Regions from separate parts of the Homo sapiens genome. Here all the other regions are linked to region 3. The links are chromatin contacts, found by Hi-C in ENCODE. All regions are on one chromosome and are shown on one strand. The core of a region is the stretch at or near the end of the contact, and the rest is flanking DNA. Distances in the headings are between cores, read along the strand shown. Region 1 overlaps CTBP2 (C-terminal binding protein 2). Region 2 holds the start of CASP7 (caspase 7). Region 3 has its middle 22 kb from the start of INPP5F. Region 4 overlaps FAM53B (family with sequence similarity 53 member B).

The links. A loop is a pair of places that touch in the nucleus more often than their neighbours do. Pooled maps may share reads with other maps.
Region 1: a loop to region 3 is called in a pooled map, with 22 times the contacts of the local background. The contact joins two enhancer-like sites. A Hi-C loop is called at or near these places in 5 of 37 single-sample maps with no recorded cell type and 3 of 50 pooled maps.
Region 2: a pooled map shows a loop between it and region 3 (22-fold over the local background). The contact joins the promoter of CASP7 here to the enhancer-like site in region 3. A Hi-C loop is called at or near these places in 2 of 37 single-sample maps with no recorded cell type and 4 of 50 pooled maps.
Region 4: a map with no recorded cell type shows a loop between it and region 3 (10-fold over the local background). The contact joins two enhancer-like sites. A Hi-C loop is called at or near these places in 3 of 37 single-sample maps with no recorded cell type and 3 of 50 pooled maps.

Annotation. Positions count from the first base shown.
Region 1 is chr10:125,063,554-125,066,253 of GRCh38, reverse strand. The region is part of intron 2 of CTBP2 (C-terminal binding protein 2); the gene reads left to right. Among named protein-coding and RNA genes, the nearest start is that of MIR4296, 32 kb to the right of the region's middle. RefSeq lists an enhancer at 2,674-2,700. Within about 2 kb of position 1,378, at least 15 of the 41 ENCODE cell types and tissues checked have a DNase peak (open chromatin) inside an H3K27ac peak, as active enhancers do.
Region 2 is chr10:113,678,506-113,681,205 of GRCh38, reverse strand. CASP7 (caspase 7) reads right to left here and starts at 1,294. Exons shown (of 7, transcript NM_001227.5): 1 at 1,228-1,294. RefSeq lists an enhancer at 419-708.
Region 3 is chr10:119,702,796-119,705,516 of GRCh38, reverse strand. No RefSeq gene overlaps it. Among named protein-coding and RNA genes, the nearest start is that of INPP5F, 22 kb to the left of the region's middle. RefSeq lists enhancers at 560-839, 1,470-1,519, 1,530-1,579. Within about 2 kb of position 1,421, at least 6 of the 41 ENCODE cell types and tissues checked have a DNase peak (open chromatin) inside an H3K27ac peak, as active enhancers do.
Region 4 is chr10:124,717,908-124,720,607 of GRCh38, reverse strand. The region is part of intron 1 of FAM53B (family with sequence similarity 53 member B); the gene reads left to right. Among named protein-coding and RNA genes, the nearest start is that of FAM53B-AS1, 15 kb to the right of the region's middle. Within about 2 kb of position 1,272, at least 33 of the 41 ENCODE cell types and tissues checked have a DNase peak (open chromatin) inside an H3K27ac peak, as active enhancers do.

The DNA.
Region 1 (2,700 bases), core at 129-2,628, 5.4 Mb before region 3:
AGGGGTGGCTGCCTGTGCCTAGCCATCGCCATGTTAACAGAAGCTGTGATGTAGGGGCTCATAGCTCACATCCCTCAGCCAAGAGCCACTGGTCACTCAGACGTTGTCCTGGGTGTTAGGACATCAGCCTGAGCATTAGAGGGAGTTCACCATCAAGAAGATGACGGCTTTTTTTTTTTGGCTAGAGTGCCATGGCACAATCAGGGCTCACTGTAACCTCTGCCTTCTGGGCTCAAGCGATCCTCCCACCTCAGCCACCTGGGTAGCTGGGATTACAGGCGCATGCCACCAAGCCAGGCTAATTTTTGTATTTTTCTTAGGACAGGGTTTCGCCATGTTGCCCAGGCTGGTCTCAAGCTATCCTAGGCTCAAGCTATCCGCCCACCTCAGCCTCCCAAAGTGTTGGGATTATAGGTGAGAGTCACCACACCCAGCCGATGATGGCATTTTTCTGATAGACTGGAAAGCCAGCTGAATGAAATAGCTAGAAGAGGACAGTGACCCTCAGCTTCTTCATATGGAGCACGAATGGATGTAAATTTAGTGGGATTTCTTTTCCACTGGGGCTGGCCACAAGAGCTGGCAGTGTGCTCCTACAGTGAGTCCCTCCTCTAACTTTACCTCCCACTTTCTCCCTCCGGCCCCCTTAGCTCTCAGCTCAGAGACCCACAAAAACAAATCCTGGGGAGCTGACTGCGCAGGATGTGGACTTGGTATTTCCCTGATACTGGCATTTGTTAGCCGGATCCTGCCTCTTCCCTTCGCCACCTCGCCTTCCCCAAAGCCCCTGCGGGCTTTGCTCTTCCTTCCCTTTATTTTGCTGAAGTTGACAGTCAGGTATGAGCTGCATTAAAATGTTGACTCATCCTTGGGTTGTTTTCAATTTTTTAAAAAGTGCACATTGAGAAAAGCACAGATTCATGTGTGCAGCACAGGAAATCATCACAAAGAGAACAAGGCTCTTGTTGGGGGCATTTGAGTTCAAGCAGAGTGCCCCAGTTGCAAGACTTCCATTTGGATCTGATGATGGCTGGACCTCCCTGGAAAGACTGGAACCTGAAGAGCCCAGTCAAAGAACAGTCTGTCAAGCAGCCCCTCCGCAACCACAGTTTTTGTGCAGAGTGGTTTGGGGAGCCCATGGAATGGGGACAGTACGATGTATTTTCTAGTGGCAAACATTTCATCATCAAGTGAGAGTTTCTTTGCTGGGCATTTCCTGTTCTGTGTGAAACAGTTGTGGTTACCTGTGGGTGTGTTTCAGATAATCATTAGAGCATATTCTCTGCTCGTTAAGCAGTAAAACCAGTGAGGTGGGGAAGCTTGTGAAACTGAAATCCCAAATATGCAAAACTTGGCAAGAAAGTAGAGAAGAGCCAGACCAGCTCTGAGCTAAGTCACCAAACCAGAAAGGTTTCATTCTTTGTCTTTTCTTCCTCTGTCTTTAACCACAAGCCTTGGGCTGAATCCCCACATCTCACTACACAGTCAGGGAAGCAGGGTCAAGGCTGACTGGGGACACTGGCGTGGCGGGAATGGGTGAAGTCTCCTGGGTGGATAGTCACCTCTCTGCCTTTTTTGAAACTAAACTTCTCTGATTTTTATTTCAAGTTGTCCTGAAGAACATGATTCTAAAACAGATTCAGAGCACGCACTCTGACTATAAATAGAACATAAGGCAAACTTGGACAATGGATTGTGGCACTTTTTTTTCATGTACCTGAAATTCTTAGAGTTGGGGCTCTCTTCCCTTGAGAAGTAGAACTGCTATTCTTCGGAGACCGATGGGTGACCTCAGCATTGTCCTCACCAAGAACGCTGTTTCCCCAGGGATTGCACCCCTCCCACCACAGTTATTTTTCTCTGAAGGCCTGAGTTTGGAAGAAGTACTTGCCTGTTCCCGTAATTATGGAAACCGGAAGGTAACTTACCTGTTTGTGCCTGGCCTAATTCAGATTAGAAAAAGATCAATCCATTGTTGTCTAATGGACAGGGGACAAATGATGAAGAAAACAGAAATAGCCCATAAAATGATAGGGATGTCCCGGCTCCCAGGCAAACTCTGGTGAAAACCGAGGAGACTATGGTGTTCCCTGAGGTATTCACCATCTAACTGTCTTCCACACCATATATATAAGCTGTTTATAAATTCTTTGTCCTGGCCAAAAATACAAAACCTACTGGCAGTGATTTATTTTTTTAATGCATTTTAAATAACTGGATTCCTATGTGGAATTGGAGTTGGATAATTAAATTACGATGGCCTCTAAAGTTGGGGTGCGGGGGGTTGAGGGCTTCAGCAGAGAGCACCCCTGGAAGGTGGCACTGCAGCCTGGGGGTGGGGGAAAACCGTGCCTGATGGAGTTGCTGCAGGGGTCCCTACACGGGGTGTCCACCCTTCTTGCCCAGACACCCTGTGGCTTTGAGAATCGCTGTGACATAGCCACGGGAGAGCTGTGTCTGCTTAATGCTTTTGTTTACTTTGGAAGTTTGTCCTACATGAATGAATTCGCAAAACTTACATTCCCCGTAAAGCTGTCACTGAGAGAAAACACAGCAATAACTCAGGTGATGTAGTTAAACCACCATTGAGTTTGCGCCATCCATGAGCTGATAAATCGTACAGCTTCATTTGGTAGGAATCAGCAATTTTATGTGGCAATTAATTTTTACTACTGTAGGGGAGCCAGAGGATGAGCATTT
Region 2 (2,700 bases), core at 45-2,544, 6.0 Mb after region 3:
GAAAAAAAGTTCCTGTAGTGATTATTTCTAAACATGTTGAACAGGAGCCCACATGTTGGGGCAACTGGTACACAGCTGGGTAAGAAGTCACTGCCCAGCTATTGTCTGAACTTTTTACTTTCATGAAGGGGGAAATGGACTGCAGCTGCTTCCCCTGAAAAGTGACATCATACAATTTGTGACTCACTTCTTGCCCAAATAAAAATCTTCCTAAAGGGCACACAGAGAAGACCTGAAAACCTCCCCCTCTTGCCTCTAGCAGCTGGGAGGGGGAAAGGGAGGCTCTGCTGGGCACTCAAGCGCTCCGCTGCGTCACCCAAGGCTCATGGCACTGCTAGACCAGGGCCTTTACTTTGCTATTGCAGAAACTTTAGCTTCTTCAGAGACGTTAAGTAACCTGTCCAAAGCCACACAGTTTACAGGTGGCAGAAGGTGGACTGTGAATCTAGGCAATGGCGGTACCAAGGGTGAAGGTCAGGCCGGCGAGACCCAAAAGGAGGAAATAGCCTGTAAGTTGAGACAACAGGGAGGGCCACGTCAACTAGCCCAGGAGCCCAGAAGTTCAAGAATAAAGATCTGGAAATGATACACCCACAATCACCCACAAGTAATTTTACTGCTCCATAAACCGCAAAGCTGTCACCTGGAGCCTAACACTCCACACGTCTAAATGTCTCCTGCCTGGTTTCCACCTCCTCAAGGTCCCTCTAAGAGCCCTGCAGCAAGGACGCTCAGCTCCAGTGTACTCAGACTTGACAGAGCCACTGCCGCGAAACGCGTACCATAATCAACTCTGTCCATCCCCGCCAACAGTCTGCGGGGATCACCGTGGTTCCCATTTAACAGAGAGAGGGTTGAGGTCCCACCGCCGGCAGGCAAGGGGTGGGGACCGGAACGCAGGCAAAGGAGCCCTCGCTGTTAGCCGCTGTGCCAGATCACGAGCCCTCCTCTCCTAAATCTCGAATAGTACGAGGTGTCCCCTAGCCCCCCGGCTAGGAGGGAAGGGAGGACAAGCTGAGCAAGGCAAGCGATGGAGAGAGCGGAACGGGCCCTCTTCCCAAAGTTTCAGCGCAGGCCGTCGGGGCCACTCAGTCCCACTCAACCAGGCTCCCCTAGACCACGCTGGGGGCGCAGGGGGGAACTAGGAAGCCGGCAGGAAGGAGGGAGGCAAGGCGCGCACGGCCGGCGGGCTGGAGAGGCGCCGGCCGAGGTGGGGGCTGCAGTTACCGTTCCCACGGCGGTAGGGCGGCTGGGACTGGCACAGTCTCTCTCCGTCGCTCCGCAGCAAGGGTCTGGGGCCCCTTTAGCGAAAGCGAAACTAAAAGTCTCGGCGCTGCGGAGGGAGGAGCCGCCCTGGGTAGGGCCGGGCGGGGCTTGCACCGCCCCTGGCTCGGGGTAGTGCGCTCCGCAGGGGTGGAAGAGCCCAAAGCGACCCGTGTCCCCGCACGCATAGTCCCTGGAGGGCGCTCTCTGCAAAGCTGGCCGCGCGCTCTGCCAAGTTGGCCCCTCGCTCTACAAAGTTGAGCCCGCGCGCGGGAGAACGCGCACAGCAAAGTTTGCAGTTTCCCGGGACAGCCGAGCCGCCGCGGGTTGTTCCGGGAAAAAAACAAATCTGCCAAACTGGCCGCGCTCCAAGTGACCCAAAGAGCGCAGATTTCGCGGCGGCGCTCAGTGATGGGGCGCTCGTGTGGTCACCTCCACTTCCCCGCCCCCAGTGTACACCTCGACCTGGGCCTTCACATCAACTCGGAGACCCCTTTCCCATAGCCAGAGGCTCTCCCCTAGCGAAACCTGGATCCCAGCTGGAACTGCTGGCGTCCCCCTGGGGGACTCCACGCCTACATTAGCATGCGTACCCCACAAGGCTGATCCGCTTCGGGCCCGCTGTGGCATCCACTGTGGTCTCCTAGACGTTGCTTTGCGGGGGGCGCCCTCCTGCGCGCGTGGGCGTAGGACGCTCCCTCAGCTTTGAAGGAAGTACCCACCCAGCAGCCCAGCTTGCTGGTGGAGATGCTGCTCCTGGATCTTTCGGGAAATATTTGTTGTGCGCCCCCGTGTGTCAGGGACTGGGTATGCGGCCGGGAGTCAGTCAAACACGGGAGAGACTGAGCACTTCCACGGATTCTAGTTCACCCCAACCCCACAGCATACGCACACACACACACACACACACACACACACACGGACACACGGATTCCAGTTCACCCTGACCCCACAAAACACACACACACACACACGGATTCCAGTTATCCAGTTCACCCTGACCAAACACACACACACACGGATTCCCGTTCACCCTGACCCCACAAAAGACATACACAGGCATTCCAGTTCACCCTGACCCCACAAAAGACATACACAGGCATTCCAGTTCACCCTGACCCCACAACACACACACACACGCATTCCAGTTTACCCTGACCCCACAACACACACACACACGGATTCAAGTTCACCCCGACCCAACACACCCACACACAAACACACAGATTCTAGTTCATGAAACCCACCACACACACGGATTCATACACACACACGCACCTAGTTCACCCTGACCCCACAACACACACACACACACACACACACACACACACACACACACGTCTTTCTTCACCCTGGCTCAGGGAAGCAACTAAACTCAATCACACTGAGGTGTAAAATATCTGAGAAGAAATTGTAGTTTTATTCATATCAGAGACA
Region 3 (2,721 bases), core at 172-2,671:
CTAAGAATAAACAGGGTTTTTTTAAATCATAAAAATGTCAATCATAATCAACACCTAATGTGGGAAAGTATCTTCCTCTTAAAAATATTAAGAAGGTGGCTGGGTGCAGTGGCTCACGCCTGTAGTCCCAGCACTTTGGGAGGCCAAGGTGGGTGGATCACAGGAGTTCGAGACCAGCCTGGCCAACATGGTGAAACCCTATCTCTACCAAAAACACAAAAATTAGCTGAGTGGGAGGCACCTTGTAATCCCAGCTGCTTGAGAGGCCGAGGCAGGAGAATCACTTGAGCCCAGGAGGCAGAGGTTGCAGTGAGCCAAGATTGCGCCATTGCACTCCAGCCTGGGCGACAGAGCAAGACTCCATCTCACAAAACAAAAACAAAAACAAAAAAAAATTAAGAAGGTGAGCAATGAGCAACAAAAACGTCTAAATTTTGCAGACAGAATAAGAGCCCAAAGGTTGTACACACTGAAAAACAAAACCGAATAGCTATTCATATTTTCCTTAAGGTTTGAGGACAAAGAAGCTCTAGAAGAAGGTTATACTGGAGCCAGAAAGGAAGCATACAAAAATATCCCTATCTATTTTTGTAAAGACAGGGTCTCACTCTGTTGCCCAGGCTGCTCTTGAACTCCGGGCCTCAAGTGATCCTTCTGCCTCAGCCTCCGAAAGTGCTGGAATTATAGACGTACCCCACCACCTGTGGCTGAGTTTCTCTTTCAACCGACAAATAGAACCTTTCTTGGAGTTAGAAAGTAGGAGATCAGGAGCTTCTCACTAATGATGGTGTAATTCAGCAATGGATCCCTTTTCGGGTCATCAGCTTAGTGTCAGTTCCTGGTTCTATCTGACTCATTGCAGTAGTGGGAGGTTTCGAAAACTTGAAGTCAGGAGGGTTTACATCAATTTCACATATTACAAACAACAACAACAACTCACAGCGCTAGGGAGGCATCCCATTCTACTCATCTTTACAACCTGACAAGAACAGGAATACATTCAACAGAAATATTCTTCTCTGCTACGAACAGATTGAAATAAATACCTGAGTTCCTGATAGAATGGAAAATAACAGCTTTCCATAGGTGCGGAATCACCAATGACATCAGAACAAAAATTATTGCTCGGTACCAAGGAGAAAATGTCTTGAGGACAAGATGTGAATAACAAGTTCAGAAGAAGGGAAGGTCAGTCAAAAAAAAAAAAAAAAAAAAAAAGCAGCCTCCTGGGCGACAGAGCAAGACTCAAAAAAAAAAAAAAAACGAAGATGAAGGATGATTATCATGCTACCTCTAAATTTCTACAGCAGGCTCCATAGAGCTCAAAATACTTTAAAGACGTATTTTTATTCTGAAGTAGCAGGAAGGAAATATCAGCAGCGTTTACAGATGTTGAAACTGAAGCATCACATCATTGGGGGATGCCCAGTTCTCCCTGCAGCATCTACTAGCTGTGCAGGATGGGGCCTACAGAGTGAGTTTCTGTCTTTCCTAGGAGCTTACCAACTCAGTCATCAGAAGGTTTCCCCAATCCAAATATATATTATTTTAATGTAAAAATAGAATATGTTGGCAGGGCGTGGTGGCTCACGTCTGTAATCCCAGCACTTTGGGAGGCCAGGGCAGGTGGATCACGAGGTCAGGAGATAGAGACCATCCTGGCTAACACAGTGAAACACCGTCTCTACTAAAAATATAAAAAATCAGCCAGGCATGGTGGCGGGCACCTGTAGTCCCAGCTACTGGGGAGGCTGAGGCAGGAGAATGGCGTGAACCCAACAGGCAGACCTTGCAGTGAGCCGAGATCGTGCCGCTGCACTCCAGCCTGGGCAGCAGTGCAAGACTCCGTCTCAAAAACAAAGAATATGTTAATAATTATATTAAAATTTCCATCAGAAACCTCAAGGCTATTGAGAACCAGGATTAATCTACTGATTACAATAAGAGAGGGGGCTGGGCACAGTGGCTCATGCCTGTAATTCCAGCACTTTGGGAGGCTAAGGTGGGAGGATTTCTTGAGCCCAGGAGTTTGAGACCAGCTTTGGCAACATAGTGAGACCCCATCTCTATAAAACATAAGTGAATTAATAAATAAAATAAGAGAGGGGACAAAGAGATGTGGTCATTTGGTCAGTGTATTGGTTTTCTAGGGCTGCTGTAACAAATGACCATAAAGTGGGTGGCAGTAAACAACAGAAGTGTATTTTCTCACAATTCTGGAGGCTAGAAATCCAAAATCAAGGTGTTGGCTGGGCCAGGCTCCCTCTGAAGGCGCCAAGGGAGAATCCTTCCTTGCCTTTTCCAGCTTCCGCAGGCTGCCTGCAATTCTTGGTGTTCCTTGGCTTGTAGATATATCACTCCAATTTCTGTCTCATTTGTCACACGGCACTCTCCCTGTGTGTCTGTATCAGTGTTCAAATTTTTCTCTTCTTATAAAGGTACCAGTCATTGAACTAGTGTTCCAGTAAAACCTCATCTTAACTTTTTTAGATCTACAAAGGATGTATGTCCAAATAAACTCACATTCATAGGTACCGGGGATTAGGACTTGAGCATATCTTTAAGGGGACATGATTCAGTCAGCAATAATCAGTTTGAAAACAAGATATTACTACCTAGTGGTAAATACACTCAAAACTACCAAAGGCCATGACTCTCCCCCCAAAAATGGAGATAGCATCATCTTTACTGTTGAAATAGCCCAGAATGTCTTTCTGAATA
Region 4 (2,700 bases), core at 23-2,522, 5.0 Mb before region 3:
CACTGGAAACTGGGTTTTGGTGCTTCAATGTCAACCTCTGACCAGTACTTGTTAAATTTCATCAATTCTGATCCCATCCAGTTATTCAGTCGGATAGGGTTTCTTTTTTTGTTTTTACATTTTATGACTTAAAAAAAAATTATTTTCGAAGCTAGGACCTCACTTTATTGCCCAGGCTGGAGGCAGTGGTGTGATCATGGCTGACTGCAGCCTTGGCTTGCCTAAGTGATTCTCTTGCTTCCGCCTCCTGAGTATCTGGGGCTGCAGGCACATGCCACCATGCCTGGCTAATTTATTTTTTGTCAAGACGAGGTCTCACTATATTGCCTAGGCTGGTATTATTATTATTTTTAAGTCTGAGAACATATCTATGCCACCTCCCTTGGGTCTGCTCCTGATCGAGGTGGCCAGTGTTGGTGGTTTGTTTGTTTTTTTTTTTTTTTTTAGATGAAGTCTCTCTTTTGTCACCCAGGCTGGAGTGCAATGGCGCGATCTCGGCTCACTGCAACCTCCACCTCCCAGGTTCAAGCAATTCTCCTGCCTCAGCCTCCCAAGTAGCTGGGATTACAGGCGCCCGCCACCACACCCTGCTAATTTTTGTATTTTTAGTAGAGACAGGGTTTCACCATATTGGCCAGGCTGGTCTCGAACTCCTTACCTCAGGTGATCTGCCTGCCTTGGCCTCCCAAAGTGCTGGGATTACAGGCGTGAGCCACTGTGCCCGGCCGTGTTGGTTTTTTGATGTGTAACTTTTCCTTCTCCTGCACATTTTTGAACTCCATCCAGATGACACTGGGGAAGAACCCCTTTCCACAGCGAGGTGAAGGCCAGTCCACATTTGGTTTGGGAGGTGCATGGAGGAGTGCTCAGAGGCCTGGCTTTAGAGTTTTGCTGCTGACTTAGTGAATGAGCTTCCTGAGAGCAAGGGAAGTACAACCAAGCCTGGTTCAGATGGCTCCACTAGGGGGACAGTGACAGCTATAGCCGCAGCTGGTGTACTTGGCAGTCTTTCAAGCATTTTGGGGTGTGCTGCGGACAAACAATAGAATGAATCTTTGTTTCTGGAGCCTGGGCCATTTCTAACGAGGAAGATGATTACTCATTTTTGGAAGTTGGGTTAACTCTTCCAGAGTCTTTTGACTCTCGCTTAGATCTGTAACGAAAAGCCGAGAAGAGTTCACCTTGGCATCCCAAGGTGTTTGCTTTAAAGCCGGGTGACTCTGGTTGGCTGTGTCATTTCCTCTTTAACACCCCTCCACCCAGGTCTTTGCCCTAAGTCAGGAGGCCTGATTGTCATATCCAGAGTGCTTAGAAGGAAGTGGGGCAAGTGTTTGCAAATGAGGTGCCCCTTTCTTCTCCTGTTCCCCCACCCCCATGGCATGCCAAAAAATAAAGAAGGAGCTCAAGACCCGTTGAGCAGCTGTTCCTCCAAACTTCTTAGATTAATTCCGTGGCCAGTTCTAAGTAATTTAAAGCCAAATGCCTGGACTTAGCTTTGAATTAGGACTTCATGAAGCCTTTCTTCGTCTTCTTCCTTCTTTCTTCTTCTTCTTTTTTTTTATTTTTTTTGTGAGACAGGATCTTTCTCTGTCACTTAAGCTGTAGTGAAGTGTTGCTATCATAGCTCACTGCAGCCTTGACCTTCCTGGCTCCCTACTCAGCCTCCTGTGTAGCTGGGACCACAGGTGTATGCCACCATACCTGGCTATTTTTTAAATTTTTTATAGAGATGGGGATTTCTCCATGTTGCCCAGCTGGTCTTGAACTCTTGGGCTCAAGCATTTCACCTGCGTCAGCCTGCCCAAGTGCAGGGATTATAGGCGTGAGCCACTGCGCCTGGCGGTGAAGCCCTTCTTTGCAGAAATCTCTTTCTCTGCCTTAAGAGGCAAGAATCTGGTGCTATTTTGATCTGTGAATAGACAGATGGCTGTTGTTACACATGCAGCGGCTCCCCCGCCATTGTGCTGTGGCTGGTGGTGGGAGTAGTCTTACTAGAATTTATCCTGCCCTCCAGAACCCTCCCCTGCAGTAGGAGTCAGGTAGATAGCTTTGGCTGTTTGACCTGAGAGGTGCCACAGAGCTCGGGTATACTTGTCATGTGACAGACCCGCCTGGCAGCTTAGAGTCCCTCCAGTTTTGTTTTGGCAGATGATGGCATTCTCGAATGTGTGGTGGAGCTTGCAGCGCGATGTGGGGGTAGAAGGGAGAAGGCGGAAGGCTTACCATGTGATTGATGAGCCTGTCTGATTAATTTCTACAACAGACCCTGTAGGTTGGTAGATATGACTCAGTCAGATCAGGAAGGGGGAAGTCCTGAAGTGTGAGCTGAGGTTAGGATGTGACCTCTGATGAGTGGGTGGCACATGGGCAACCTGGTGCCTCTCGTGCCTATAGCAGTTCTTACAGAGCTTGTTGGGACCTTCTTGCATCACCTGTCATGTCCCAGTGTGATATAGTCTTAGACCGGTGTGTTGGGGCTACCAGCCTGCAGGCCTCCTAGATAAAGAGATCACTGCCCTCGCAGCTGTGTTCCAAGGCCCAGCTGCTGAGAGATTACCTTCCCTCTGTGCAGTGTCTTTGGGGGTTCTGTGAGAGCTGTAGACACCAACAGGAATGCTTCTCCCTGCCTGCTGAGTGACTGGAGCTGCACCGGTAGGAAAGCTGTGTCTGTAGCCTGGGCTGGGGGTGGATTGTCCTGCA